Linked DNA regions of Homo sapiens: region 2 is linked to region 1. A link is a loop called in an ENCODE intact Hi-C map of the cell type or tissue named here. Cell type or tissue: Caco-2. All regions are shown on one strand. Each heading gives the region's core, and the rest is flanking DNA. Links, peaks and the distances in the headings are about the cores only. Region 1 has its middle 23 kb from the start of MIR3910-2. Region 2 has its middle 71 kb from the start of MIR3910-1.

The links. Hi-C counts contacts between places; a loop is a spot of excess contacts. Peaks named below come from ENCODE experiments on the same cell type or tissue, not always from the same donor. Only the 100,000 strongest peaks of a DNase experiment are listed, where the experiment ranks them.
Region 2: a loop joins it to region 1, with 3.0 times the contacts of the local background. A loop is called at or near these places in 1 of 110 quality-filtered maps.

Annotation. Positions count from the first base shown.
Region 1 is chr9:91,650,738-91,667,545 of GRCh38, reverse strand. No RefSeq gene overlaps it. Among named protein-coding and RNA genes, the nearest start is that of MIR3910-2, 23 kb to the right of the region's middle. In Caco-2, for the core only: a CTCF peak has its summit at 7,533; no DNase peak of the experiment used is centred there.
Region 2 is chr9:91,558,516-91,571,857 of GRCh38, reverse strand. No RefSeq gene overlaps it. Among named protein-coding and RNA genes, the nearest start is that of MIR3910-1, 71 kb to the left of the region's middle. In Caco-2, for the core only: no CTCF peak of the experiment used is centred there; a DNase peak (open chromatin) is centred at 3,757.

The DNA of each region.
Region 1 (16,808 bases), core at 3,905-11,904:
AAATTAAAATGCCAAAGAAGCTCAATGTTACCAATAATTAATGAAATCCAAATGAATATACTAAGACATCATAAAACATTTATCACAGTGGCAATGATTTAAAATAACTCACTATACCTAGTGTTCTGAGGATGTGAGGAAATGGGCACTCATAGAAAGTTCGTGGGTAGCGTCGCTATTTGGATGACAATTTGGCAATAGCTAGAAAAATTTAAACATCATGACCCTTGGATCCAGTAGTTTAAATTTTAGAAATTTATCTCATAAAATTATTTGGGCAAGGGTGTCAGCATATCTGGAAGAGGAAGTTATTTGCAGCACTGTTTCTAATTTTCCAAAGTTAAAACCACTATAGACTCTTTCACTCAACAGTTAATTGGTACATACAATGTGTTGTCTCCATTTATTAGAATTATTGTGCAGATTTTAAGAATTGTGGAACAAAACTACATATACCATAAATACTTGCAAATGCAGGGGGTATCAGTTTAAGTGAAACTTGAATTTTAAAGCATGAGGATGCAATTTAAGCTTCTATCATATATTAGCAATTGTACATGGGTGTGTGTCTATATATATAGATACACCTATGTACACACACACACACACACACACACACACACATATTTACGCATACTTATGTAATCATAGAATCCCTTTACAAAAGGATCCAGAATAAATAATAAATCTTTCTAGAGAGAACTGTGGGATGGGGAATTTGGGAAAGATTATTTATTTTCTTTAATATACTTTTAAACTTTATTAAAGTGATGTAAAAATATTGCTTAAAATGTGAAATGAGACCGGGCGCAGTGGCTCACGCCTATAATCCCAGCACTTTGGGAGGCTGAGGCAGGTGGATCACGAGGTCAGGAGTTCAAGACCAGTCTGGCCAAGATGGTGAAACTGTGTCTCTACTAAAAAAACAAAAAAATTAGCTGGGCGTGGTGGTGGGTGCCTGTAATCCCAGCTACTCAGAAGGCTGAGGCAGAGAATTGCTTGAACCTGGGAGGTGGAGGTTGCAGTGAGTCGAGATCATGCCACTGCACTCTAGCCTGGGTGACAGAGCCAGACTCCATCTAAAAAAAAAAAAGGGAATGGTATACAAAGTTTAAAGTGAAAACTGGCCTTAGATGTTAGATGTGGGTTAAAAGTCTCCAGGTGGTGGCTCTGGCCTGTAATCCCAGCACTTTGGGAGGCCGAGATGGGTGGATCACCTGAGGTCAGGGGTTCAAGACCAGCCTGGCCAGAACAGTAAAACTCCATCTCTACTAAAAAAATACAAAAATTAGCCAGACATGGTGGTGGACGCCTGTAATCCCAGCTACTTGGGAGGCTGAGGCAGGAGAATCGCTTGAACCTGGGAGGCGGAGGTTGCAGTGAGCCGAGATCATGCCATTGCACTCCAGCCTGGGGTGACAAGAGCGAGACTCCATGTAAAAAAAAAATAAAGGTCTCCAGTTAAAGATAATTTGACAAGGGAAAAACCACTATTGAAATAAAGTAAGTAACACTGGAAATAAAAAAGAAGAAAATATGAATTAGGCCAACACAGGGATCTACACATCAGCATAGACCTAGACTTACCTTCCTGTTTTGTGACTCTATGACACAGCACTGTTGAGCGGTTACTGATATTTCCAAAGGAACTAAACCTCTTCAGGTGGTTTAAGAGACAACATGGCCAGGAAGTGGGACCGCAGGACCTGGCAGCAGGGCGTGATCATCTCCCTGGTGTATGAAGGGCAGTGATCAGACAGACACCATCAATGGGAGAGTGTGCTTGTTCAGCTGTTGTAGTCAATGGGAGTAACTGCTTGTGTCTTCCTTGGTTGGGGACAAGGAAAGAAGGAGGAAAGAAGGAGGTGCCCAGAGTATAATGTAACAACAATTTCTCCAAGACACCAACAGCCTGCTAGAACTTCCGCCTTGTTTCCACTGTTTCACAAAGATGCCATACAAAATGGTGGCACTTGGAATGCTTTGTCCCTAAAGCAACACGAGGCCGAGCGCGGTGGCTCATGCCTGTAATCTCAGCACTTTGGGGGGCCGAGGCGGGTGGATCATGAGGTCAGGAGATCAAGACCATCGTGGCTAACACAGTGAAACCCCATCTCTACTAAAAATTCAAAAAATTAGCCGGGCGTGGTGGTGGGTGTCTGTAGTCCCAGCTACTCGGGAGGCTGAGGCAGGAGAATGGTGTGAACCCGGGAGATGGAGCTTTCAGTGAGCTGAGATCGTGCCACTGCACTCCAGCCTGGGTGACAGAGCGAGACTCTGTCTCAAAAAAAAATTAAAAAAAATAAAAAAATAAAATAAAGCGACACGATGGACCTAGTAAAGGTCTTCAAGGGTCTGTGTTGCATCAGCTTCAGACTTTCCATGGCAAGCCATAAAAAGAATCTAAAATATGCTCATTCTTGAGAGACCCTAGTCTCTAAATTTCAGATTTCACACATCATTCAAATTATTAATCTTCTTTTCAAATGGTTCTGGGGACCGCCAAGCATGCGATTTTTTCTTAGTATTTTATGTCTTTCTTTTTTACGTTAACAAGCAGCAGTGTTTTCTTTGTGGAATTAAACTCCACAAAAATATCTTTGCAAGCAGATTTGTGTCTTGATAACAATCTGTTGATTAATTTGGCGGTAGAATGCTGATGGAGTGCGTGAATCTCTGGGAAGACTTCCAGCAGATACACATCAGTGTAATTAAACGCTTCCAGCATTTTACAACTGTCAGGATGATGTTTTACCATTCTGACACCCAGCCTGGCTTCAGCTTGAAGGGGAGTGTGTGTGTGTCTTTCACCGCAGTTCATGTGCTAGTTCACACTGCCTACCCCTCAGTTTCTTTCCTGGATTCCTTGAAGACGCAAGAGGGTTGAAGATACATGAGGTTGAAGATACAGGAGGGATACAGAAATATCCGAGGGTTGCAGCTTCATCTGTTCTTCCATCTTTCCCCAAAGATCCTTCTCTGCTTTCTCCAAAGGTGATGCTGATAATCAGGAAGGCAGTCCAAGAGGTGGGGAAGAGGGGAAGAGCATAGGTTTTTGGAGTGAAACAGAACCATATTTAAATCCTGGTGCCATTTACAAGTTTTGGGACAGAATCTATTTCCTCTTGTGTCTAATGGAGTAAGAACATTTTAATAGGAGACTTGGGAATTAGAAGGCAATGTTTGGGAAGTGCTCATTAGTCCAGGGACATGGATATATGGGACTTAGAAGTCCTTAGTAGTTGCTAAAATGCAAAAGGCTTTTACACTTTTTGAAACAGCTTTACTTATATTGAATCTTGTAATCCCTCCAGCAAGCCAGGGAGGTGGGTGGGGCAGAGGTGTTTACATCCTCTTCGAGAGGAGGAATATGAGGCATTAGTCAATTGCACAACTTGGCCAGGGCTTTCCAGACCAAACCACCCTTTGGTGCCTTTGGGATGGGGTGGAGAGGGATCAGAGACGCGAACACAAAGACTGAGCGTGAGGGTGAGGTGAGAGTGTGGAGGATGACTCTGGGACCTGCTGAAACCTTTGGGACTACCTTTTGGCATAGTCGATGGGGCAGCCCAGGAACTCTTTACTGTTTGTCTTTTTGTGAGTCTTAGCGTTGACTCCCCAGCATGGTAAATCCTCTTCATAACAGGAGTGATTGCACCCAGGGGATTCATTTTTGGGAAGTAGAAAAGAAACAGGGATTATTTAGATTCCATGTCTTAAAATTCGTGGTAATTCTACCTGTGTGGGACTGCAGTTTAACTTTGCTCTGTCTTGTGCATCATAGAATCCCGAAAGCTAGTACAGTTTAACCCTTTTCTGTTATTCCATAGCCACGTGGTAATGCCTGACCTGATAGCATTTTGAAGTTCATGCAGTGCTCTCGGATATGTCATTCACAGTGAGCAGAACGTTCATTAGGACAGGGGTTTTTGAGTGTTGTGGCCACAGTCTTGCAGCTACTTATAGCAGAGTTAGGACAGGGCTCAAATGTCTTTCTCATCTCTGCTCAAGCCATCTGGAGATGGGAAACGTCTGTGGTCCACACATTGCAGCCCATGATAAAAGACACCTCCTTGCATTGAAATTGCTTCTGCTTGATTCTCATCCATCAACTATGCATTCTTTATTTCAAATATGTGTTTGTGTAGCTTCTGTTGGTAACTTATGAAACAGAGCCAAATCCCTCCTCTAGAGATATCTCTTCACAAATTTAGCGACAACCCTCACGCACCCCCCATGCCTTCCTTTGTGCTCCTCTTTTCAGGCCATGACCCCCAGCCTGTGTGTCCCCCACACAGTGACGAGGGTTTTAGACCCCTCCCATTCTAGTTGCTTTGCTTGAGAGACATCCCAGTCCGTCCTTTACAACATGCTTCCTGCCCACAGCCATGGTGCTCCAGTATGGTCTAAACCTTCAAAGTAGAGCATGTGTTCATCCTTGGGTCTCCAGCCCCAGACCCTGGCAGACTGAAATACCCAAACAGAGAGCAGGCAGTCACGGCATCCTAACCTCCACTTGCTCCTTGGCTTTTGTTCTACCTTCAGTGCTTCACTGTATTTTGGCCACGGGTTTGGGCACCACTGGATCCTGCACTTACTCTCTTACATGTGGACTTCTGTCTTCCCTCTGCTTGGTAGTGAGTTTGGGCATCGCCATCATCTCCTTGGATGAGAAACCCCTGGATACCTGGAACCCTACGGACAGGTTCATCCCAGGCAATGAGAGCTGGAGAATACACACGTGGAAGAACTATGACCACCTTTGTTCTATATATGGCAACTTTTTAATACACCTATGGCCACATTAGCTTTGTGAGAAGCTATTGAATGAGTTTACGGTTCACTAAGCCCCACCTCCTAGTCTTCATGTGTCTTGTTTTGTACATGCTGTTCATTTCTTGGATTCAAGTAGAGGACTTCATGTTTATTCCTCTTATACTTTCCTTTGTAATATCTACTGTTCATCCTGCAGTTCAAGGTATTCTCGGACTCCAACCTGTCATCGTGAGTACTCACCATTCTTCAAAGCTTCCAATCATTCATTAAGCTTAGTTAAATTTAATTAATTTATTTTAACATTTTGCTTTCAATTCCTTTTTATTTCAATAGCTTTAGTTGTGCAAGAGGTTTTTGGTTACATGGGTGAATTGTATAGTAGTGGAGTCTGGGCTTCTAGCGTACTCATCCCCCAAATAGTGTACAGCGTACCCGATCGGTCATTTCAAAAGGTTTCCCAGAATCTTTTCTTCTTTTCCACTTTTGCAATCTTTCCTCACTTCCCCCTTCTTTCCCACCTAATAGAGAAGTGACATTTCACTTCTCTTTTACACACACACACACACACACACACACACACACACACACACATACATTTTCTTCACTTGGGATATAAGAGTCAATGTTAAACCAGGAGTAACCTCACCAAGAAATTTGGCAATTAGGTAAGGACCATAAAGCTCCACAGGAGAACTACCAGAGGCTTGCAAATCTCCAAGGCGTGGTCCATGTGAGAAATCTTGGAGGAGTAGGAAGGCCCTGGGAACTCCACTGTGAGAAAATGCAACTCAAAATCAAGGAATGCCGCTTCAAGTCAATTCGTCAAAAATACATGATGGAGAAGAAGTAGAAGTAAAAAGTTTCCACTAAATGTCAAGGATATTACACAGGGGACTAAGAAAGCATTTACCATTTGAGTTCCTGAGGAATCCATCAAAGGAGGCAATGTATGCACAAATTCTGCTTGAAGTGTGTTTGGGACCTGGGACCAAGACAGCGGCAGGAGACAGGAGAGGAATGTGGCGCACTCCAAAACTCAGGACAAAGTGCCTGCTAGTTTCTAACATGAGTGAAACAGGTTTATCCAGCATTTCAACACTCATTTTAAATGCATTTAAATTCAGTGTTAATGTTGGAACATTTCAGTGATGCATCGTATCACTGTAGTGTTTTCTTCACCATGTCAAATGCCTCCTGGAAGTTCCTGCTGCCCATAGAGTGAATCTAAGCTCTGTTACTGGGACATCCAGTCCACATATATGAAACATTTCTAGTATTTAGTATACAACCATATTTAGAAATATATAATATATAAAATATATCAGAGATTGACAAACTATGACTCATGGGCCCACTACATGTTTTTGTAAATAAACTTTTATTGCCACACAGCTATACTCATTCATTTACATATTGTTTATGGCTGCTTTTGCTACGATGGCAGAGTTCAGTAGTTGCAACATAGGCCATATGTCCTGCAAGGCTGAAATATTTACTATCTCCCCCTTTAAGATAAAGTTTGCCCAACCTGTCATACATAATATAACATATGACATCTAACATGTAATATATCACACATGCTATATTTATAAAAATAATAATATACTAAATTGTGTATAATATGAAATATATGATAATATATCATATTAGATCATAACTCATCTATAATTCTTATACTTGTCTAAAGTTTGGGGATAAGGTATTTGGTGGTTTGCACAATCGAACCATTAGAGCATTTCCCTAGTTTAGAGAAATTGTTGTGTTAGAACATCTAAAAATTGTGGGTTTGGTTAGAATATATGGAAACTGTTCTGCAAAAATAGTGATTGATACAGCAATTAAAAAACACAATTCTAGTTATGTTTTCCAAATAAATGGTTAACAGATGGAGTAACTTTTAAGGCTGGTTCACATCAAGGACTGTGGTTCAAATTGGGGTTGAGTGATTGATTCTCTCAGCCATTTAGAGAACACACACATTGGCGCAAAGTCAGTAGATTTGAATTTTGTGGCCCAGGCAGAGAAACAGCTTTGGGGTCTAGAGCATTCAAAAGCTAATTTGGGAGGAAATGGTATAAAAATCCAAATGTGTTGAACAGATGTATGGAGATTTTTCACTGTGTGTTTCTCTGACCCATTCAATTTGCTATGCTTTGCTCTTTGGCTAAGTCTTCACTGCAAAGTACCAGGGTAGAACTGTTCTGTGATATTATGCAGGCTTTATCCCACAAGATGACATGAGAAATCAGACCATTTATTTCATGGAGGGCCTGCAATGTGTACTTGAGCCTTTATTTTCTGCCCTCTGATTGCAACAGACAGGTAGGCCTCGGTTGCTTTGTAACTAATAACAAAGCTGTCTCATTCTAACCTACGCAGATTCAGTAGGACTTTGGTTCACAGGCATTAATGAAGAGTACATAAACTTTTGGCAGACTTGCACACCTCTTTCTGTTTGTTGACAAAGAGACATTGCATAGTGTTACTGGAGCCAAACAATTCTCATCTAATGCATATGAATAGTCACTGAATGCACAGGAATTAAATTATAAAGGCATCTGTTACACCATGAGGGACTTACCGCTAAGCTGGGCACTTCTTGTTTATTTGGAATGTCAACTAAGAACATTTCATCTGAATGAGACAATAAACTTTTTAGTGTCCCTCTGCTAAACTCAGACAAACTATTAAGTATGTGTATGATGTGGCAGCTGGTGTGGCCAGTGGTCCGCACACTCCCTCTGGAGTCGGATCAGGAGTATGGCACTGGTGGTGTTTCCTGCAGTCTCTGGTTACTACCTCCCCACCTCAGTGGCATCCCTCCCTTGTTCTGTCTCCCTCCCTTTTATAACCTGCTTCTTTTAGGGCATGAATTCACAGAGGGTTAGCCAAGAGCAACAGTGGATTTGTCATGTGGGGGATTTGCCTATTAACAGAGGGGCAAAGCTTTAGAAAGCTTCAACTGGGAAAGTTTCTCTGAGCAGCTCAGCTTTTCTTGACAGAACACCACCTGCAGGAAGAACCATGTCACTCTGCCTCCATAGGCCATAGACTGCTTTTCCAAAATGCCTCTCTCAGGACTTTAGCAGTAAAGTCTAAAAAGAGGGGTCTCTGTGGTCCAGCACACTTCAGCCCTGTCCTAAGCTATGCGCTGTGAACTGGTGGGCATGAGGAGCTAGTTACTATTTCCATGGTCCAGCACACTTTAGACCCATCCTAAGCAAGATGCTGTGAACTGGTGGGCGCGAGGAGCTAGTTATATATTTCTATGATTATTATTATTATTTTTAGACAGAGTTTTGCTCTTGTCACCCAGGCTGGAGTGCAATGGTGCCATCTCGGCTCACTGTAACCTCTGCCTCCTAGGTTTAAGCGATTCTCCTGCCTCACCCTTCTGAGTAGCTGGGGTTACAGGCGCATGCCACCACGGCCAGCTAATTTTTGTATATTTTTAGTGGAGACAGGGTTGTGCCATGTTGGCCAGACTGGTCTCCAACTCCTGACCTCAGGTGATCCGCCCGCCTTGGCCCTCAAAGTGCTGGGATTACAGGCATAAGCCACCATGCCCGGCCTAGCTATATATTTCTAATGCGGCCTTATCTCCTACCAATGGCAGTAGGATCCTGGATTGGGAATTGCTGCCATTGGATGCCCTCTGTGAAATGGGCCCCTGGGTCCTAACAAGTTCAAGACTGAGAAGGAGCGGTCGTGAGATGAAGAGGTACTTGTGGTATGACTGTGGGTAGAATGGGTGCTGTCTGGTTAGTGGGGAGAAGGGTTCTCTAATTACCAGTGGGCTTTTCTCTCTATGACTAATTAATTCTGCTTTGGATGCAGCAGCCCTGCTCTTGTCGGGAGAGATAGCATCTGCACTCATGAAGCTGGGCACCCTCACACTGCCTCATCAGCTGCATAAGCAGAGGCCTCAGCCTTGCCGAGTGATTTTGGCACAGCGTGTGTATCTTGTGAGGCTTAGAAAGCCACTGACATTTTGAAATCCTCTGGGACTTTGTTGCTCTGCTGTTATCCCGCCGTCACTCAGGGGCAGTGTGTCATCTGCTCACTATTCCCTGAGCTCATTTGCCTGGCCCTCTGTGATGTGGAGAGGGAGGGGCCGCCCCCAGCAGCTGTGTGGAGTCCGGTGCCATCCAACCTATTGGCTTCCTCATCTCACCTGGTTTTCATATCCAGTATATGCTATTTGTTTATTGATTGGGAGGGTTTGGAAATGACTTTTCTTTCCACAAATACTGAGAGTCCCAGCTTGCATGGACATGAGTGCCTTGTGTGCAGAGAACTTAGTTCTCATCTCCTGATGCTGGAACACAATGGAGTTTTTGCCAAGATTAGAGGGATGATGGGATTGACAGTCCCTAGATTTTGTTAGGCCCTGCTCAAGGGGGCTGGGTTTGAACACCACATTCTATGGTTGTCCTGCTAACAGGCAGTCATCTGAATGGGTTTGAGTAAGTGAGACATGAAGGGAAAACAAAAGACCTCACCCATCCATGAGTATGAGATCTTCCCTGACATTCCAGCACTCAGTTCACTCCTGGGATGGGGAAACTTCAGGTTTTGAAGAGCGTCTGTTGAAACAGGTAGATGAAGAAGCTAAATTCTTGGACTGCTGATGTCTAGCTGACTATATTGGACATGAATTTGTTTAGTTCTCAAAGGAATACTGGGGATATTTTCTTTCCCAGTTTACCATTGAGACGAGCTGTGAGGAGGTTTTCCCAATGGTACAAAGTAAGTGCAAGGCTGGGATCTGAACAGTCCTGTCCACGGTGCCACACTCCCCATGAGTAGGCCAACCTCAGCCAAACCTTAGAGGATCTTTGCTGGGGAAGGAAAAACCACTTCTTCCAGTGTCCAAGTATTGCAGGAAAACAAGGAGATGGAGGAGGGAAGAACCCAGGGACCAACATCTCAGAGAAGAAAGGCAGTGGAAGAGGCTAAGACATGAGTGAGAAGTGGCCTCTTGGGCTGTGCCCTGACCCCACACTCCACTCTCTGCACTGACCTAGATGGAAAACAGAGATGAACAAGTTGGGTGGCCGGGGGGCAGTCCCAGCAGAGGGGATGGGGGCCCCTGTGCTGCTGGGTGGGACGTGGCTGTGGTTTTGGTGTCTGACTGGGGACCTTGTAGAGGGGATGTCACTGCCACAGGGGTGAAGTGACCCTGGGTACCAACAGTGGGGTAGGTTCCCGAGCTCCAGGACCAAACAGCCTGAGTTGGGGACAAGACCATGCTCTCTTGCAGAGGATGGACATAAGAAAGAAAAGTACTCCTGCACCAAACCGAGGCTCTGTTAGAAAGGAAGGAGGAGGCTGGGTGCAGTGGCTCATGCCTGTAATCCCAGCACACTGGGAGGCCAAGGTGGGCGGATCACGAGGTCAGGAGATCGAGACCATCCCGGCTAACACGGTGAAACCCCATCTGTACTAAAAATACAAAAAATTAGCCAGATGTGGTGGCGGGTGCCTGTAGTCCCAGCTGCTCGGGAGGCCGAGGCAGGAGAATGGCATGAACCTGGGAGGCGGAGCTTGCAGTGAGCTGAGATCGCGCCACTGCACTGCATCCCGGGTGACAGAGCGAGACTCCATCTAGAAAAAAATAAAAAAAAAGAAAAAAATAAAGAAAAAAAGAAAGAAAGAAAGGAAAGAGGAAAGATTGACATTGGAAAAGGGTTACTGATGTTAGGAAGGGAAAATTGACAATGGGAAAGGGAAATTGATAATGGGAAGGGGAAATTGATACTAGAAAAGGAGAAATTGATGCTGGGAGGGAAAAACTGATGAAGGGAAAACAGACCCCTCAGCATCTGCCCTGCATCCAGGTGAGTGATGCCAGCCTGTCGGGAAGGCTTCGGCTAGTGATAAAGCTCATGCTCAGGCACGGAGGCACACAGAGGGCAGTGTCTCCACAGCCCTTAGCGCTGTGAGGAGTAGCTGAAAAAGTACAGCAAACCTCCTTGATTAGCCTTTGCTTCATGGTGTGATGCATTTCTGCTTCCCTGCAATTCAAGAAAGCAAGGCATCGTCTAGTGGGAATAGCTGGCCCTGCTTCTGGCAAGGCCCCTCACCTTCCTTCTGCATATCTGCACTCACCACTGGCCAGCAGCGTCTCCTCCAGGAACTTTGCTTTCTCATCTCAGACTCTGAGAGCATTGGAGTTTATATTTTGTTCTAGCTTAAAATTCCTGTCTAGCTCCACCCCCTCACCACCCCACCGGAGTCAACTGACCTCACCTTTCACTGAGAAATAAACGTGCCCTAGGAAAAACCCCGTTGTCTTCTGGAGTCAAATCCTCACTCTGCCTCAGTCTCTGTCTTCTGAGCCCCAGCTCCCATCTTCTCTCCCTTATGTCTCCTTCTGTTTCCTGGATCATCCGTCCTCCCTCTTTTTTGATTTTTCCCATCAGCCCACCACCCCATTCTCTATCTCCCATCTCCGACAAAAGACTTTGGACACGGAGCCTCTGATGTCCTCACTCCCTCCTCCCCTGCCCAGAGCTTGCCACAAGTTCATCCTCAGGCACCATCTCCTTAAAAGTGTATTTTGCCCCTATAATTTAGTGTGAATCCTTCACTTCTCCCCATTATTACCAGCCTGCTCAAGCCTCTGACACCTCTCATCAGCCTGGCTAAGAGCCTCCTGATGGATTGACCTACTTCCATTCCATTCCTTCTCCAACCTGTTCTTCTTAAAGGAATTATTATTTTTTAAAAATAGAAATCAGACTACATCATGCTCTGGTGGAAAACTCTTCCATTTTTTGCAGTCACTCAAATTCACATGAAAATCCGAATCCTTTTCCAAGGCCTGAAAAGCCCTGGGAAGTCTGAGGTTGGCCAACTCCCTGACCTAGTCTCAGCCCGTGTTCCTCTTCCAAGCTCTGTCACAGCTGATGTTCTCTTCCCCATGTGTGAAAAGCCCTTTTCCATCTCTGGGCCTTTATCTCTTGCTGTTTCCCCTGCTCTTTTTTTTTTTTTTTTGAGACAGAGTCTTGCTCTGGCACCCAGGCTGGACTGCAATGTTGCGATCTTGGCTCACTGCAACCTCCCTCCGCCTCCCAGATTCAAGTGATTCTCCTGCCTCAGCCCTCTAGAGTAGCCGGGATTACAGGACTGTACCACTATGCCCAGCTACTTTTTGTATTTTTAGTAGAGATGGGGTTTCACCATGTCAGCCAGGCTGGTCTTAAACTCCTGACCTTAGGTGATCCACCCGCCTCAGCCTCCCAGAGTGCTGGGATTACAGGCGCCACCGCACCTGGCCTCCCCTGCTCTTCTAACAAGTGCCTCCCTCTCACTTTGGAGTCCCTAAGGGGCTCCCGCAGACCTACCCGGAGCAGCGCCTCCAGCTCTCCTGGCCTTTTTGTCACATGAATCACTGTTTCTGCTTGTTTCCTCTGTTCCAGTGCTTACTGCTTTCTTATTCATTGGTCTGCCTTATCCACTAGAATGAGCTCAGTGTGCTGCTCTACCTCTTGTACCTGGAGCAGTGCCTGCAATTCACAGAGTATTTGGTGATCAGAGTCCTTCACATCTTCATTCTCCTCCCTTGCCTCATCTGGCTTGCCTGTCATTTACTTTTTTAAAAACGTTTTTATTTTGAAATAATTTTATATTCACAAGAAGTTGCAAAAATACTACAGAGTGCATTTATAGCTTTCTTTAGTAATATCTTACATAATAACCACGGAACAATCCTCCATCACCAAAAACAGGAAAATTACATTGGTATGGCACTGTTAACTAAACTGCAGACTTTATTTGGACTTCATAAGATATTACATGCACTCTTTTTAAAATTATTATTATTAACATTATTGGTATATATTTCTGTAAGATTTTATCACATGTCATGCAGTAAAGGGTTAACTCCACAGTCTTGGGATTTTTAAACCTTGCACATTCCAGAGGAAGGGCTGGCCCTTGGCTGGCTCCTGGGAGAAAAGCTCTAAACCCTTAGAATAACCTTCCTGATAAGAATGTGCTTGTATACCTGCCCATCTTGGGCCACTCCAGATAACTTATGCTAACAATGTGATTTATGGTGGGGGCCTTGGGCCATGCAGTATCAACTTGACCCCTGGAGGAGCTGGAGACTAACTAAGGCCAGTCACTTGGGCCATGCATGTCTACAGGACTGATCCCCTGTAAGAATCCTGGCCACTCAGGCTGGTGTGAGCATCTGTGGAAGGCGATACTGCCTGCATGTTGAAATACATTGTTGCTGGGAGAATTTCTATATTATTCTGTTCTTGCATTGCTGTAAAGAAATACCTGAGACTGGGTTATTTATTTATTTATTATGAGATGGAGTTTTGCTCTTGTTGCCCAGGCTGGAGTACAGTGGTGTGATTTTGGCTCACTCCAACCTCTGCCTCCCGGGTTCAAGCGATTCTCCTGCCTCGACCTCCCGAGGATTACAGGTGCCTGCCACCATGCCCAGCAAATGTTTTTTTTTGTATTTTTAGTAGAAACATGATTTTGCCATGTTGTCCAGACTGATCTTGAACTCCTGACCTAAAGTGATCCACCTGCCTTGGCCTCCCAAAGTGCTGGGATTACAGGCATGAGCCACCATGCCCAGCCTATTTCATTTTCTTGACTTATTTCACTAGCTAGGACTTCCAGTATTGTGTCGAATATAGGAGTGTGTATTAGGGTTCTTTAGAGGGACAGAACTAATAGGATATATATATATGTGTGTGTGTGTGTGTGTGTGTGTGTGTGTGTGTGTGTGTGTGTGTAGAGAGAGAAAGAGAGAGAGAGAGTTTATTAAGTATTAACTTACACGATCACAAGGTCCCACAACAGGCTGTCTGCAAGCTTAGGAGCTAGGAGAGCCAGTCCGAGTCCCAAAACTGAAGAACTCAGAGTCTGAAGTTTGAGGGCAGGAAGCACCCAGCATGGGAGAAAGATGTAGGCTGGGAGGCTAGGCCAGTCTTTACTTTTCACGTGTTTCTACCTGCTTTATATTCACTGGTAGCTGATTAGATTGTGCCCACCAGATTAAGGGTGGATCTGCCTTCCCCAGCCCACTGACTCAAATGTTAATCTCTTTTGGCAACACCCTCACAGACACACCCAGGATCAACACTTTGTATTCTTCAATCCAATCAAGTTGACACTTAGTATTAACTGTCACAGAGTGGCAGGAGTGCACACCTTGCCTAATTCCTAATCTTAGGAGGTGAGTATTCAATCTTTTACCATTAAGTATTATGTTAGCTGTAGGTTTCATGTGTGTGTGTATGTGTGCACTTCATCATATTAAGGAAATTCCCTTCCATTCCTAGTTTGCTGAGAGTTTATCATGAATAGGTGCTTTTAGCTCAATGTTCTCCATTATTTTTTTGTTTTCAATTTTATTCATTTCTGTTCTATCTGCATTATTTACTTTCTTCTACTTGCTTAGGATTTATTTTGCTCATCTTTTTCTGGTTTCTTGAGGTGAAAGCTTAGATTGCTAATTGAGAACTTTGTTCTTTTCTAATATAAGCATTTAGTATTATAAACTTCCTTCTAGGCATTGCTTTAGCTGTATCCTACAGATTTTATTTTATGTTGTTATTTTATCTTCATTCAGTTCAATGTATTTTTCAATTTCCCTTGCAACTTTCTCTCAGAACCATGGATTATTCAGAAATGTGTCATTTAATTTCCAAGTGCTCAGAGATTTTCCTGTTATCTTTATGTTACTCATTTCTAGCTCAATTCCATTATGTTCAGAGAACATACTTTGTATTGTTTAGATGCTTTTAAGTTAGTTAAATTTTATTTTATGGATCAGGATGTTATCTATAATATTGGTATGTGAAAATCGTGTGTATCCTGCTTATGTTGGGTGAAGTGTTTTATAAATGTTAATTGGATTTCATTGGTTGATGGTTATTCAGTTCTTCGATAGCCTTGATTCTTTTCTGCCTAGATCTTGTATCTATTAGGAGACACTGAAGTCCCTGATAACAACTGAGGATTTTTCCATTTCTCTTTTCAGATCGTTCAGTTTTGGCTTCATGTTGTTTGGTGCAGACACATTTAGATTGTCATATTTTTTTGGTGAAGTAACCCTTTTATCATTATGTAATGCCCCTCTTTATCCTTGGTAACTTTTATTGGTCTGAAGGCTACTTGGTCAGACATTAATACAGACACTCCTGCTTTCTTTCTATCAGTATTTGCAAGTTGTATATTTTCTACCCTTTTACTTTTATCCTGTATAGGCTGTTGAATAGCTGTTGAAATGTAGAACCTTACCACCATTTGGGTCCCTTTATCCACCTCCCTTCTTATGACATGTCTAAATATTACCTCTATATACATTAAGTCCCATATCAGACAGTATTATATTTTTTGCTTTCTACCTTCAAACATGTGTTTGAAATTTTAAGAGAATAAAAACAATCTATTTTTTTAAAACAAAATGCTTACCTTTTCATTGTTTTTTATTTCTGATTTTCCAAGTTTTCTTTTATTATTTATTTATTTATTTTTTGAGACAGAGTTTCACTCCTGTTGCTCAGGCTGGAGTGCAATGGCAGATCTCAGCTCACTGCAACCTCTGCCTCCCAGGTTCAAGTGATTCTTCTGCTTCAGCCTCCTGAGTGGCTGGGATTACAGGCATGCGCCACCATGCCCAGCTAATTTTGTATTTTTAGTAGAGACGGGGTTTCTCCATGTTGGTCAGGCTGGTCTCGAACTCCTGACCTCAGGTGATACTCTTGCCTTGGTCTCCCAAAGTGCTGGGATTATAGGCATGAACCACTGCACCCGGACTATTATTTATTTTCTCTCTGTAGAACTGTCTTTAGCAATTATTGTTTTATAGCAAGTCTGTTGGCTGAATATTTTAAAAAGTTTTCTTTCATCTGAGACTATCTTTATTTCACTTTCTTTCCTGAAGGATATTTTGCTGGATATAAGTTATTAGAATCTTATAGAAAAAAATCTATTAGGAAAAAAACTATTCTTTTTTTTCAGTACTTGAAATATATTGTGCCACTTTTTTTTCATGTTCATGAATTCTCGTCATCAATCTAGACTCATTTCGGTTTTTAAAAATAGTTTTCTCTTTTAATTGCCTTCAAATAACACGATTTTTGTCTTTATTTTTTACTAATATCTTAAATTAATGTATATTTGACCATTAAAGATTATATATATTTAAGGTGCATAATTTGATGATTTGATACATGTATATTGTGAAATTAAGCATCTCAAACTAATCAACATATCAATCACCTCAGATAGTTACTGCTTTTTCTGGTGTTGAGAGCACTAAAGATGTACTTTCTTAGCAAATTTCAGGTATACAATAAGCTCTTGTTAATTATAGTTTCATTGCTGTGTATTAGATCTCCAGAACTTATTCATCTTGTGTAACTAAAACTTTGTACCCTTGGACCAATATCTCCTCATTTCCCTTTCCCCCAAGCCTCTGGTAACCATCATTTCTACTCTTTATGAGTTCTTTGTGAGTATCAGATATAAGTGAGATCATACAGTATTTGTCTTTTTGTATCGGCTTTTCAAACCTAACATAATGTCCTCTAGGTTCATCCGTGTTGTTGCAAATGGTAGGATTTTCTTATTTTTAAGGTGAAATAATATTTCATTATGTGTGTATATCACATATTCTTTTTCCATTCTTGTATTGATGGACACTTATGTTTCTATATCTTGGCTATTGTAAATAATGCTAAAAGGAACATGGGAATGCAGTTATCTCTTTGAGATCCTGATTTTATTTCCTTTGGATATATATCTAGAAGTGGGACTGCTGGATCAGGTGATAGTTTTATTTTTAATTTTTTGAGGAACCTGTCTGCTGTTTTCCATAATGGCTATTGTGGTATCATATAAGTTTTAGAACTGTTTTTTCTGTTTCTACCTAAGAATGTCACTGGGATTTTGATAGAGATCATGGTAAACCTGTAGGTCATTTTGGATGTATGGACATTTTAACCATATTAATTATTCCAATCCAAGAACATAGGATGTCTTTTCAGTTATCTGTA
Region 2 (13,342 bases), core at 213-8,212, 92 kb after region 1:
ACTCACCTGAGATGGCCTAATGTGGGTAATTTCAATGAACAGCCATTCTTTTTATGAGCTTGTTTAATTTTTTTTTTTTTGAAACATTGTATTGTCTTGAGTGTGACAGAAACGTCCACCAATCTCTGTCTTCCCTTTTCCTTTGGCTATAGACTCACAACTTTTAGTTAGACACATGCTGTCTTGAATGAAGACCACATTTCTCAGCCTCCACTGCGTTTAGTGTGGCCATGTGGGTAGGACTTGGTCAAGGAGAAGGTAGCAGAATGTTGCAAGTAACTTCCAGGAAGAGTCTTTAAGAGGATGGAATGTCCTTCTTATTTCCCTCTCTTTCCTGCTGAATGAAATGCAGATGTAGTAGCCAGAATTTGAGCAGTCGTTTTGATCATGAGGTGGAAGCAATGTGCAGAAGATGATGGGGAAAAAAAGGAATTTCAACAGATTTTTGGGAGAGAAAAATCAGATGATACAACTGGTTTAGAAGGGGGAAGAAATTTACAATCCATGGTGCCTGTAGAGATTGAGGCTAATGGGAAGAGAGTGTTCTGCCTTGCAGAACTTGTGAAATGCTCAGGAATTTGAGGCAGTACATACAGTGGTCAGCTGGATTAATGAGGGCTGGCTGGAGACTGTGGAACAGTCAGACTCTAGAACACCTTCACCCTCCACACTCAGGCAAGTCACTCCTCCAGGTCCTCCAACCACTGCCCCTATAGATGAGATGAGTATTATTCACTGGAGAAGCTAAGCAGGAGAACTGCTGGATGTTGGGAAACCAACTGAATTGCAGGGTAGGGCAGTAATTGTGGAAATTACAGACATGTCTGTATGAGAAACAATTGAATCTATGCCCTCTCTCTCTCTCCCACTTTCTCTCCTAGGACATCTTTTGCAGATGTCACAGACTTCCATCTGAGGTGGAATAGTTTCACCCTGAAACCATGCAACTATAGGCTATCTATAAGAGACACATTTTAGATTCATAGAAACAAGTAGGTAGATAATAAAAGGATGACACAATGTACACTAGGCAGACAGTAGGCAAAGAGAGCTGGATTAGCTATACTAATATCAGATGAAACTGATTTTGAAAGAAGAAAAATCACAAGAGAAGAGAAGGCATTTCACAATTATAAGAGGGTAAACATATCAGAAAGATATAGCAATTATAAATGTAAATGCACCTAACACTGGGTCTCAAAATACATGAAGCAAGGACTGATAGAATTGAGAGCAGAAATAAAGTCGGAGATTTTAATTATAGTCTTTCAAATATTGATAGAACAGCAATTCATAAAGTCAAGAAGGGTATAGAAGACTTGAACAACACTATCAACCAACTTGACCTAAGGGACATATATGGAACACGCTACCCCAAAACAGAATGCACATTCTTTCCTGGACTTCAAGGAACATCCTACAGCAGTGATTTCCAACCCCTGGCAGGAACCAGTCCCAGTCTGTGGCCTGTTAGGAACCAGGCTGCACCGCAGGAGGTAAGCGGCGGGTGTGCATTACTGCCTGAGCTCCACCTCCTGTCAGATGAGTGGTGGCATTAGATTCTCGTGGGAGCACGAACCCTATTGTGAACGGCATATGTGAGGGATCTAGGTTGTGTGTTCCTTATGAGAACCTAATATGTGATGATCTGAGGTGGAATAGTTTCATCCTGAAACCATCCACCACCTCTATCCCACAACACCCACTCCACCCGTTTGTGGGAAAATTGTCTTCCATGAAACTGGTCCCCGGTGCCAAAAAAGTTGGGGACCGCTGTGCTACAGAATAGACCCTAGACCCTATTCTAAGCCATGAAACGAGTTGCATTAGTTTCCTGTGGCTGTTGTAACCAGTTGCCACAAATGTGGTGGCCTAAAACAACAGAAATGTATCCTCTCCCAAGTCTGGACTCCAGAATTCCAAACTTCCAGTCTGAAATCAGTATTACTGGGCTGAAATCCAGAAGTCAGCAGGGCTGCACTTCCTGCAGAGGCTCTAGAGGATGATCCCTTCCTGGCAAATTCTGGCTTCTGGAGGCTGGCAGCATTCCTTGGCTTGTGGCTGCATGACTTAAATCTTGAGATCCTTAATTTAATCACACCTACAAAGACCCTATTTCCATATAGTGTCACATTCACAGGTTTCAGGGATTAGGAAATGAATACCTTTGGGGAGATCTTTTTTTTTTAGCTTATCAAGCAAGTTTCAAAAAATGTAAAGGGCTTACAATAATGCAAATGTTCTGTGACTAAAAATTAAATTAGCAATCAACAAGAGAAATAAATATGGAAAACGGTTACACATTTGGAAACTAAACTACCAGTTTCCAAGTATTCATGGATCAAAGAAGGAATCACAAACAAAATTAAAAATATCTCAAATTGAATGAAAATGAAAGTACCACATTTCAAAATTTATAGGATGCCATCAGTGCTTAGGGGGAAATTTATAGGTTTAAACTCCTATATTTGAAAAAAGAAAGTTTTAAAAAAGAATAACAAGCTTCCTCATCAAGAAGCTAGAAAAAGGGCTCAGTGCTGCATCCTACCCTCCACCAGCTGCCAGAGTGAGAGGGAAGGGACCCTTTCCTCTCTGGCCTGAGAATCAAGGGCATGGAGCCCAGGGGGCAAGCAAAGCAGGGGTCTGAGGGCTCCCTCTGGGCACTGAGGGCTCCCTCTGGGTTCACTGCAGTCCGTGGGGCATTGGGCACCTGGTCCCTGAGGGCAGCTTGTAGGGGGTAACTCTCCAGCATCCAGGTCTCCCGCCCCTCCCTTTTTTCCCCTCTATCTTTTCCTATTTGGAATGAAGTGTGGTCAGTCCCGGAAGAGAGACAGTGGCACTAAAGCATCCCTGTCCTAAATTTAGGAGGGTGGGGGATGGAAGGAATGCCTGATCCTGGAGAGGGAAGCCCTAGGCTTCTGTGAGGGCATGGGGTGGGGAGCTGCCAGCTGCCCAAGGTCAGGAAAAAAAGTTGTGCTTAACTCCGCAGCAGGGTGCCTTGAAGGGTTGTGAGCACAGAAGGGAGAGGGCCACACGGGGCTGTGGATCCTCTTTTGACTGTGGCAGAAGAATAGGAAAGATTCTAAACTGTTTGGATGCAGAGCCTTTGACTCTGAAGGCAGGAGGTAGGATTTTATCACAATGCACATGCTACCCTCGCAACTGAGCCTGGCCTCAGGACTTGGACCTTAAGTTAGGGGTTCTATGCTTGACACATACTAGTAGTGATTGATAGGGACAGGATGCAGGGAAATTCTGGACAGAAGATGGTGAGTGCTCAGCAAGGGTCCCACCTTCAAGCCAAAAAGCCTGAAACCACTGCCCAAAGTGAGAACTTACATCCCTGTTTTCCCCATCAAATGTTGCCTTTTCCAAAACCACCCATACCCCTACCCCATCCCATCCTGTGTCTATAAAAACCCCAGGCTCAGCCAGCAGAGAGAGGAGAAGCCACTGGATATCAGAGACTATGGCTGAACATCAGAGAGAAGCAGCTTGACTTCAGAGGGACAGCTTGATAGTGTAACTTTAGGGAAGAATCTGGCCGGAGAAGGCTGGACATCAGGAGATTACCTTCCCACTCTGTCCCTTTTTCAGATCCCCTTCCTGCTGAGAGCCACTTCCATCGGCAATAAATCCCTGACATTTACCATCCTTCAATTTGTTCATGTGACCTTATTTTTCCTGGACGCTGGACAAGAGCTTGGGTGTCACGAGTGTGGATGTAAAAGGCTGTCACACTGACCCTTTGCCCTCGCTGGCAGGAGGCAGCTGCCTCAGGCGAAAAGGCAGAAGGTTGACTGAGCTGTTAACACTTAGGCTGCCCGTGGACAGCAGAGCTAAAGGAGTACTGTAACACTCCCTCTGGGGCTTCAGGGGTCATGGGTACCCCTTGCAGATGTTGAGGCAGGCCCGCATAGAGTTTTGCTCCTGCCAGAGCCCACAAGTGCTCGTCCTGGCTCCAGCACCTGCTCACCTGAAGTCCCCCTCCCACGAGGGGTGGAACGCAGCAGGTTCAAGCAAGTGGAGTTTGCCCTGTCGGTGCTGAAGTAGTGGCTAGTTCCAGTGCCCGTGCACTCCAGTTCCCACCCACAGAGAGGTCAGGGAAATATCCTGCTTCATTGTAGTGTCCAGACTAAAACAAAACATAAAAAACCAAAACCCTAGAAAAAGGAGTGAATTAAAGCAAGAGTAAGTAGAAAAAGAAAAAAGGCAATAATGAAAATCAGACCAGAAAAAAGTCAATTTTTAAAAAGACCAATACAGAAACATCAATGAAATAAAAAATTCATTCTTTGGAAAGATCAACAGAATTGATAAACCACTAGGTAGACTGATTAAGAAGAAAAGAGAGAAGACACCAATTCCAAAATTAGAAACAGAATAGGGAACATCACTCAGACTAAAGAAATTGAATGGATTAGAAAGATATTATAAACAATTGCATGCAAACAAACCCAAGAACCATAATGGAATGGACAAATTCCTAGAAAGACATAACTGAAACTGTTTCAAGAAGAAATAGAAAATCAAGTAAGGAGTTTTAATTGGTGATTAAATTGCCCCATAAATAAAAACCTGGCCGAGCACAGTGGCTCATGCCTGTAATTCCAGCACTTTGGGAGGCCAAGGTGGGAGGATCACCTAAGGTCAGGAGTTCGAGACCAGCCTGGCCAACATGGTGAAACCCCATCTCTACTAAAAATACAAAAATTAGCTGGGCCTGGTGGCAAGCACCTGTAATCCCAGCTACTCAGGAGGCTGAGACAGGAGAATTGCTTGAACCCAGGAGGCGGAGGTTGCAGTGAGCTGAGATTGCATCATTGCACTCCAGCCTAGGCAACAAGAGCAAAACTCAACCTCAAAAAAAAAAAAAAAAAAAAAAAAGAAAGAAAAGAAAAACCCAGGCTCAGATGGATTTACTAGTGAAGATCTTCAAATATTTAAGGAGGAAAAATAAAAAGGATTATACAAAAACTTCAGAACATAAACATCCTGTCCCTATCAATCACTACTAGTATGTGTCAAGCATAGAACCCCTAACCTAAGGTCCAAGTCCTGAGGCCAGGCTCAGTTGGGAAGGTAGCGCGTGCATTGTGATAAAATTCTACCTCCTACCTTCAGAGTCAAAGGCTCTGCATCCAAACAGTTTAGAAACTTGCCTGTTCTTCTGCCACAGTCAAGGAGCAAGGAACACATCCCAACTCATTTCATGAGGCCAGTATTACCGTAATAACAAAGCCAAAAGAAAAATATTGCAAGTACAGAAAGCCACAGATCAATATCACTTGTGAACATACACATAAAAAGTCTTTAAAAATATTAACGCACTTAATCCAGCAACAAATAATAATAATAAGCATTACACTACGATCAAGTGGGAGTATCTACCAGCAATGCAACGTTGTTTAACATCTGAAAATCAATTAATGTAAAATACCATATTAAAAGATACAGGGTGAGTGGGAGTGGTGGCTCACACCTGTAGTCTCAGCACTTTGGGAGACTGAGACAGGAGGACCCCTGGAGGCCAGGAGTTTGAGACCAGCCTGAGCAACAGGCCAGATAAAATATATATTTAGTCTTCAATCCCCGTTTCCTGGCATAGAACTCCTAAAATCCTTAGACTCGCTTAAGTGACGTCTGTTTGTATCCCAATGAGTTGACTGATGGTTGGCAGCCCTTAGGCAGCTTCAAAATGGGGCCTGGTCACTGCAAAGACATATATATGAGAAACAATTGGGCCTATGACCTCTAAGGCAGGATTACAGGGTTGGGACTTCCAGCCCTACTCCTCAAACTCCGGGTAAGGCAGAGAAGCATGGCCAGTGATGTAATCAATCATGCCTACAAAATGAAGCATCCATAAAAACCCAAGAGAATAGGATTTGAAGAACTTCTGGATAGCTGAACACGTGGACGTTCCTGGAGGGTGCCATGCTTGGGGAGGGGATGGGAGCTCTGCACCTATCCCACATACCTCACCGTATGTGTCTCTTTATCTGTTACCTTGTAATATTGTTTATTTAGAGATGGAGTTTCACTCTTATGCCCCAGGCTGGAGTGCAATGGCGTGATCTCGGCTCACTGCAACCTCTGCCTCCCAGGTTCAAGCAATTCTCCTGTCTCAGCCTCCCAAGTAGCTGGGATAACAGCCGTGCGCCACCACATCCGGTTAATTTTGTATTTTTAGTAGAGATGGGGTTTCACCACATTGTCCAGGCTGGTCTTGAGCTCCTGACGTCATGTGATCTGCCTGCCTTGGCCTCCCAAAGTGCTGGGATTATAGGCATGCGACCGGCCTTAATATCATTTATAATAAACCAGTAAACATAAGTGTTTCCCTGAGTTCTGTGAGCCACTCTGGTAAATTATCAAACCTGAAGAAAGGGTTGTAGGAAGCCCAACTTGAAGCTAACCAGTTAGAAGTTCTGGAGGCCCAGACTTGTGATTGGTGTCTGAAGAGGGGGTAGTGTGAGAGACTGAGCCCTCAGCCTGCAGGATTTGATGCTATCTCCAGGTAGATAGAGTCAGAATTGAATTGGAGGACACCCAGTTGGTGTCTGCTGCAGAACTGATTGCTTGCTTTGTGTGTGTAGGAAACTCCATGGCCCTTCAGTCACGGAAGTCTTCTGGTTGATTGTTGTGGTGTGAGCAGAGGAAAAACAGTCTGAGTTTTTCCACCTTCAATGAGTCTGACTGACCAGTTAATAAATCTGTTTATTAATTCTTTTTTTATCATCAAATGGTTTTTCTGCATTTGTTGACATGTTTGTATTGTTTTTCTTTTTCAATATGTTAATATGGTGGATTACACTGATTGATTTTCAAATGTTAAATCCACTTAGCACTTCTGTGTCAATGGCTCATTGATGGCAGACCCTCTGCCTCTGGCCATCTCTGGGCCTTTCTCTCTTGCCTGTGTCTACATGATCATTTTAGATATCACATTAGCCTTCAAGGCAGAGGGAGGCATGGCTCTAGTAAGATCCACCCCCCCCCTTTCTATCCGGAGAGAAATGATTTTCCTATAAGCCCCCTCAGCAGATTCTTTCTTTGTGTCTCATTAGCCAGACCTATGCCATGCCACATGGCTACCCTTGGACCTAAGAAAGACTGGAAAAGCAAGACTCTTATCCAGGAGTATGTTCACTGTTACCATAATCAAATCTGATTCAAAGTTGCAGGGAAGATGAGAGAAAGGACATTAGGTATGCAACTTACCATGGCCCCTACAATAACCTTTGTCTTTCTAATTGGGTTTTTGTATTTTTCTTCTTTATCTGTGGTGTTTCTTTACATATTCAGATTTTAATATACTACAAGCTAAGCACATGAAAATATCTTCTCTCAGTGAAAGATCTCCCTTTTCCTTTTACTCCATAATGTCTTTCACATGTTAATTTTTATGTAGTGGATTTTAAAAAGTATTTCAATTCATGGTCTGTGCTTTTTTTTGTTTGTTTGCTTAAAAAAATCCTTCCTTTGTTGGAGATTGTTTTTTCTGTGGCAACCCCACATTTCATGCATTGTGAAGCTGTTTCTCCAAAAGAGCTGTGTGCTTATTTCTTCTGGGGTAGTTCTTAATCCATTACAGTTTTGTGAGTTTCTTGCCTTGAAGCGTCTTACAGCACGAGGACAGTATAAATTCTAGACTCACATGTGGCTCTGGCTTGGCATTTTTATTCCTAATGAAAGATATTTTGTTTTCTTTCCAGATCCTTTGATGGAAGAAGCCTCTTTGTCGTTACCCTGGCTGGTGGGAGGAACTTTTTATCACCTCTTAACCGACATTATAACCTTTAGAAACCCCCAATTTATACCAAGGTCTTAACACTTGGACCCACAGCCTCATATCTTGTCTTTCTGTGGGTGTTAACATCCAAGTCTGGCTGTTTGACCTATAACTTCATCTAATACCATTCTCATTCCCCAGGATGCTATAGCAAGATCGTGCAAGGTTGACACTCCCACTCTCCGATTGTTCCTTGTGTCTGGCATTTTCTTTCTTGTGAGATAAACTGCATAGTCGAACTTTTCTCCCTTCCTTTCTTTCTCTTCTTCTTTCTTTTCCTTCCTTCCTTCCTCCCTCCCTCCCTCTTTCCCTTCCTTCCTTCCTTCCCTTCCTGCCTTCCTTCCTTCTTTCTTCTCTCCCTTCCTTCCTTCCATCCTTCCTTCCTTCCCTCCCTCCCTTCTTCTTTCTCTCTTTCTTTTCTTTTCTTTTCTTTTCTTTCTTCTCTCACTCTGTTACCCAGCTGGAAGTGCACTGGTGCGATTATAGCTCACTGCAGCCTCAAATTACTGGGCTCCAGCAATCCTCCCATCTCAGCCTCCCAGGTACTTGGAACCACAGGCACATTTTAAAATTTTTTGTAGAGACAGGATCTTGCTATGTTGCCCAGGCTGGTCTTGAACTCCTAACCTCAAGCAATCCACCTGCCTAGGTCTCCCAAAGTGCTAGGATTACAGATGTGAATGACTGCACCCATCCATGCTTATTTTTTAAAATTTATTTTTTTCTCTACTAGATTCAGCATTCCCATATTTGAAATGGGAAGAAGTTTCATGTCCATTCTGGCTTCATGTGGTTGGAAGAGGAAGCCCCATGAATATTTTTATGGATGCCCCAGTGCTGTTGAGTGCCTATCAACACCACCACGAGCTTGGCCACTTCACATCAACAGCAGATTTAATTTGGGATCTCTAAACACTATTTGTGGTTGTGTAGACAGAAAGAATTTTTCTAATAAAATAAAAATTAAATGTGGCTCTGTTTTCAAGATTAAGCTCTTAAAATGATATTGTTCAGCAAAGATGACAGATTAAAATGAAGGGAATAATTTTTTTTAAGATGACTGTGATTCTCTTCCTGTGTCCTGCTATACACATCAGTAGCTCAGGCAAAAGCAAGAGGAGACAGGGACACCGACTGGATTATGCAGCTCTTATAAGCACAGGGTTTATTGAAAGACAATTGCTTTGGATCACTAAAAAGAAGATTACTCCAGATTAATTTATTTGAGTTCTCTAAGTCATTTTTAAAGCAATAAGGAAGAGCTACATCAAATAACAATTATCTGCATTTCAAAAATCTGTTTATATAAATCTTAGAAGGAGCTCAAACGTTGAATGACCCGAATGCTTTAAATGTAAATAGAAGAAAATGATGTTGCAATTCAACAGTCTGGAGAAAAACAATTATCTTGGCTACTAGGCCTTGTATTATGCATTTCTTTATAGATGAATAGATTCTTTGAAATAAAAGAAACTTCTGTGGATCATTTAATTCCATCTCCACAAAGAGGCACCCTTTGCATAAATCATTCTAAGCATTTATGCTGGATTTCTACCACAGTGCTGAACACACAGGAAGTTGCCTTCAGTAAACCTTTCGTGAATTGAATTTATCTTATTCTTAATCCTTCCCAGGGAAAAACAGTAGGAAAGAGCTATATATTTCTCTTTAACATGCCTGTCTAGAAAATTATATAATGTTTTCCTATTGCTCACCTGCATCCCTCTTTTATTTTCTTTCTTTCTTTCTTTCTTTCTTTCTTTCTTTCTTTCTTTCTTTCTTTCTTTCTTTCTTTCTTTCTTTTTCTTTCCTTCCTTCCTTCCTTCCTTCCTTCCTTCCTTCCTTCCTTCCTTCCTTCCTTCCTTCCTTCCTTCCTTCCTTTTTTGACACTGAGTCTCCCTCTATTGCCCAGGCTGGAGTGCAATGACGCAATCTTGGCTCACTGTAACCTCCACCTCCTGGGTTCAGGCAATTCTCCTGCCTCAGCCTCCCAAGTAGCTGGGATTACAGGTGCGTACCACCATGATTGACTAATTTTTGTATTTTTAGTAGAGACAAGGTTACACCCTGCTGGCCAGGCTGGTCTGGAACTCCTGACATCAGGCGATCCACCTACGTCAGCCTCCCAAAGTGATGGGATTACAGGGGTGAGCCACAGCACCCATCCCACTTCTGTTTTCTTAATCTGAGTGTGCTAGTGGTGGTGCACTAGTAAATGTGTAACAGTTGGCTCTTCAGAAAATTTTTTTGTTACAGTTGCTGATTTCTATGATGTAAATACTCCCACAATAACTTAATCAAGATACAAACCTGACATCACTGAGTACAGAGTTGGGAAGAGATATTAAATATCACATCAGTATACAGTATTTCCACTACACAGATACAATGAGCATACATATTTTTAAGAGCATAAGTAGCAGTAAAATGTAGCAAACTAATTAGGCAGTGATGAGTTTTGAGTACTTATTATCATTATTGATAAAATAGTTGATTGTAATTTCAGAGTTTATTTTTAATGACTATAACAATGATGACTTTGTGAAAAATGCCTCTTAAAGTCTATGTACCCACTTGACCGTCCCTCTGGCTCTTTTCTGTACAGATTCCAATTACTTTCCCTTCATCATTGAAGTGGACATCATCAGTTTCCTGTTTCTGCTTTCTCTCTTTCCCCCCAAAACACATTTATTTTATTTTATTTTTTGAGGCATAGCCTCACTCTGTTGCCCAGGCTGGAGTGCAGTGGCACAATCTTGGCTCACTGCAACCTCCATCTCCCAGGTTCAAGCCACTCTTCTTGGCCTCAGCCTCCCGAGTAGCTGGGACTACAGACGTGTATCACCACGCCTGGCTAATTTTTGTATTTTTAGTAGAGATGGGGTTTCACCATGTTGGCCAGGATGGTCTCGAACTCCTGACGTCAGATGATCCGCCCACCACAGTTTCCCAAAGTGCTAGGATTACAAGCGTGAGCCACGGCACCCGGCTGGAACACACTTTTCAACTAAAGTTCAGCCTCTAACTTCCCTCTTCGATTCCTTAGCAAAATATGCTATTATACAGGGTTTTCTACAAATAAGCAACTCATGTAGTAGCAAATGTAGAAGCAGAAAGCCATTGTGAGGGCTCAATTAATACAATGAACTATATTGGTAGAATAAAGCCTAATAGATATAAAAAGGGTTTCACAGAAATCCAACACCCTTTCATGACAAAAACTTTTCAACAAACTAGAAATAGAGGGGAACCCAGTCCATTTATGTTCTTAAAATTATATATGTTTATTGTATCTGTGTAGTGGAAATACTATATACTGATGTGATACTGAGTATCTCTTCCCAACTCTGTATTCAGTGATGTCAGGTTTGTAGCTTGATTAAACCATGGTGGGAGTATTTACACCACAGAAATCCCCAAATGCAACAAAAAATGTTTTGAAGAACCAGTTGTTATACATTTACTAACACGCTACGAGCACATCCAGCTTCAGAAAACAGAAGAATGCTGGTGAGCAATAGGGGCAAACTTATTCAGTGTTCTAGACAGGAATGTTACAAAAAGCCTGCAGCTAACATCATATTTAAGGGTGAAGGAAGGAATGCTTTCCTTCTAAGATCAGAAACAAGATAAGGATGTCTGCTCTCACCACTTCTATGTAACAATGGACTGGAGGCAGTCAGGGGAAAAAAGAACAAAAGAAAGAAACAAGTAGAGAGAAAAAAATCCAGATTAAAAAGGAAGAAGTAAATTATCAGATGATATGACTTTATAGACACAAAATCCTAATAAAATCTACTAAAAACTATTAGAAATAAGAGATGAGTTGAGTAAGATTGCAGGATGAAAGATCAATGTACAAAAGTCAATTCTATTTTTATTCTTTTGCAATGAACAAGGATTCTAAAAATAAAATTAAGAAAACAGTTCCATTTAAAGTAGCATCAAAAAGAATAAAATATTTAGATATAAATTTATCAAAAGAAGTACAAAAATTTGTATAATGAAAACTATAAAATATTGTTAAAAGAAATTAAAGGCAATCTAAATAAATGGAAAGACATCCCATTGTTTTGGATTTGTTGCTGTTAAAATGGCAATACTCTCCAGATTGATCTATAGAGTCAACATAATTCCTAGCAAAATCCCAGGTAGCTTTTTCCAGAAATTGACAAACTAGTCTTAAAATTTATATGGAAATGCAAAGGACCTAGAATAGTAAAAATAATCTTGAAAAAAAAAGTTGGAGGAGTCATTGTTCTTGACTGTGAAACTTACCGTAAAGGTAGTGTTTGTAGTTGCATACACTACAACAGATAGTGTTGTACCGGCATAAGGATAAACATATAGGTCAAGGGAATAGAATTGAGTGTCCAGTAATAAACTCTTAGATTTATAGTCAACTGTTTTTCAACAAGGGTGCCAAGACAATTCAATAAAGAAAGAATATTCTTTTCAACAAAAGATACAGGAACAACTGGATGGCCACACACAAAAGAATGACAAGGACCCCTATGTTACATCATACACACACATTAACTAAAAATGGATCATAGACCCAAATGGAAACGTTAAAACTATAAAACTCCTGGCAGAAAATATAGGAGTAAATCTTCATGACTTTAGATTAAGCAAGGACATCTTACATACGACACCAAAAGCACAAGCAATGAAAGAAAATAAAAGATTATTGCTCTATATCAAAACCAAAAACTTTTGCACTGCAAATGATGCTATTGAGAAAGCAAAAATAGAACCCACAGAACGGGAAAAGACATCTGCAAACCATACATCTAATAAGGGACTTGTATCCAGAATATATGAAGAACTCTTACAACTCAATAATAAAAAGACAACCCAATGTTCAAAAGTACAAATGACTTCAGCAGATATTTCTCCAAAGAAATATGCAAATGACTGATAAACACATGAAAAGTTGCTCAACATTTTTAGTCCTTAGGGAAACGCAAATCAAAATAACAATGAGATACCATTTCTTACCCACTAGATGGCTACAATAAAAAAGACAGACAATAACAGTGTTAACAAGATCGGTGAATTGGAATCCTCCTCTGTTTCTGATGGGAATGCTGTAGAAAACAGTTTAGTAGATACTCAAAATGTTAAACTACATGTTCCAGTAATTCTACTTTCAGGTATTTATACCCAAGGGAATTAAAAACATACACATATACAAGAACTTGACACGAATGTTCACAGCAGCATTATTTATAACAGTGAAAAAGTGGAAACAATCCAATTCTCCATCAACTGACAAATGGATACATAACATGTAGTATATTCTTATAAGGGAACATTATTGGCATGAAAAGAAATGAAATACTTACGCATGCTACGATATGATGAACTTGAAACATTATGCTAAGTGAAAGAAGCCAGTCACACAAGCCTGCATATTTTGTGATTCTGTATATATGAGATGTCCAGGATAAGCAAGTTTACAGAGACAGAAAGTAGTTTAGGCGTTGATTAGGGCAGGGCTGGTTAGGAGGGTTATGAGGAGTGAGTGCTAATGGGTGCCTGGTC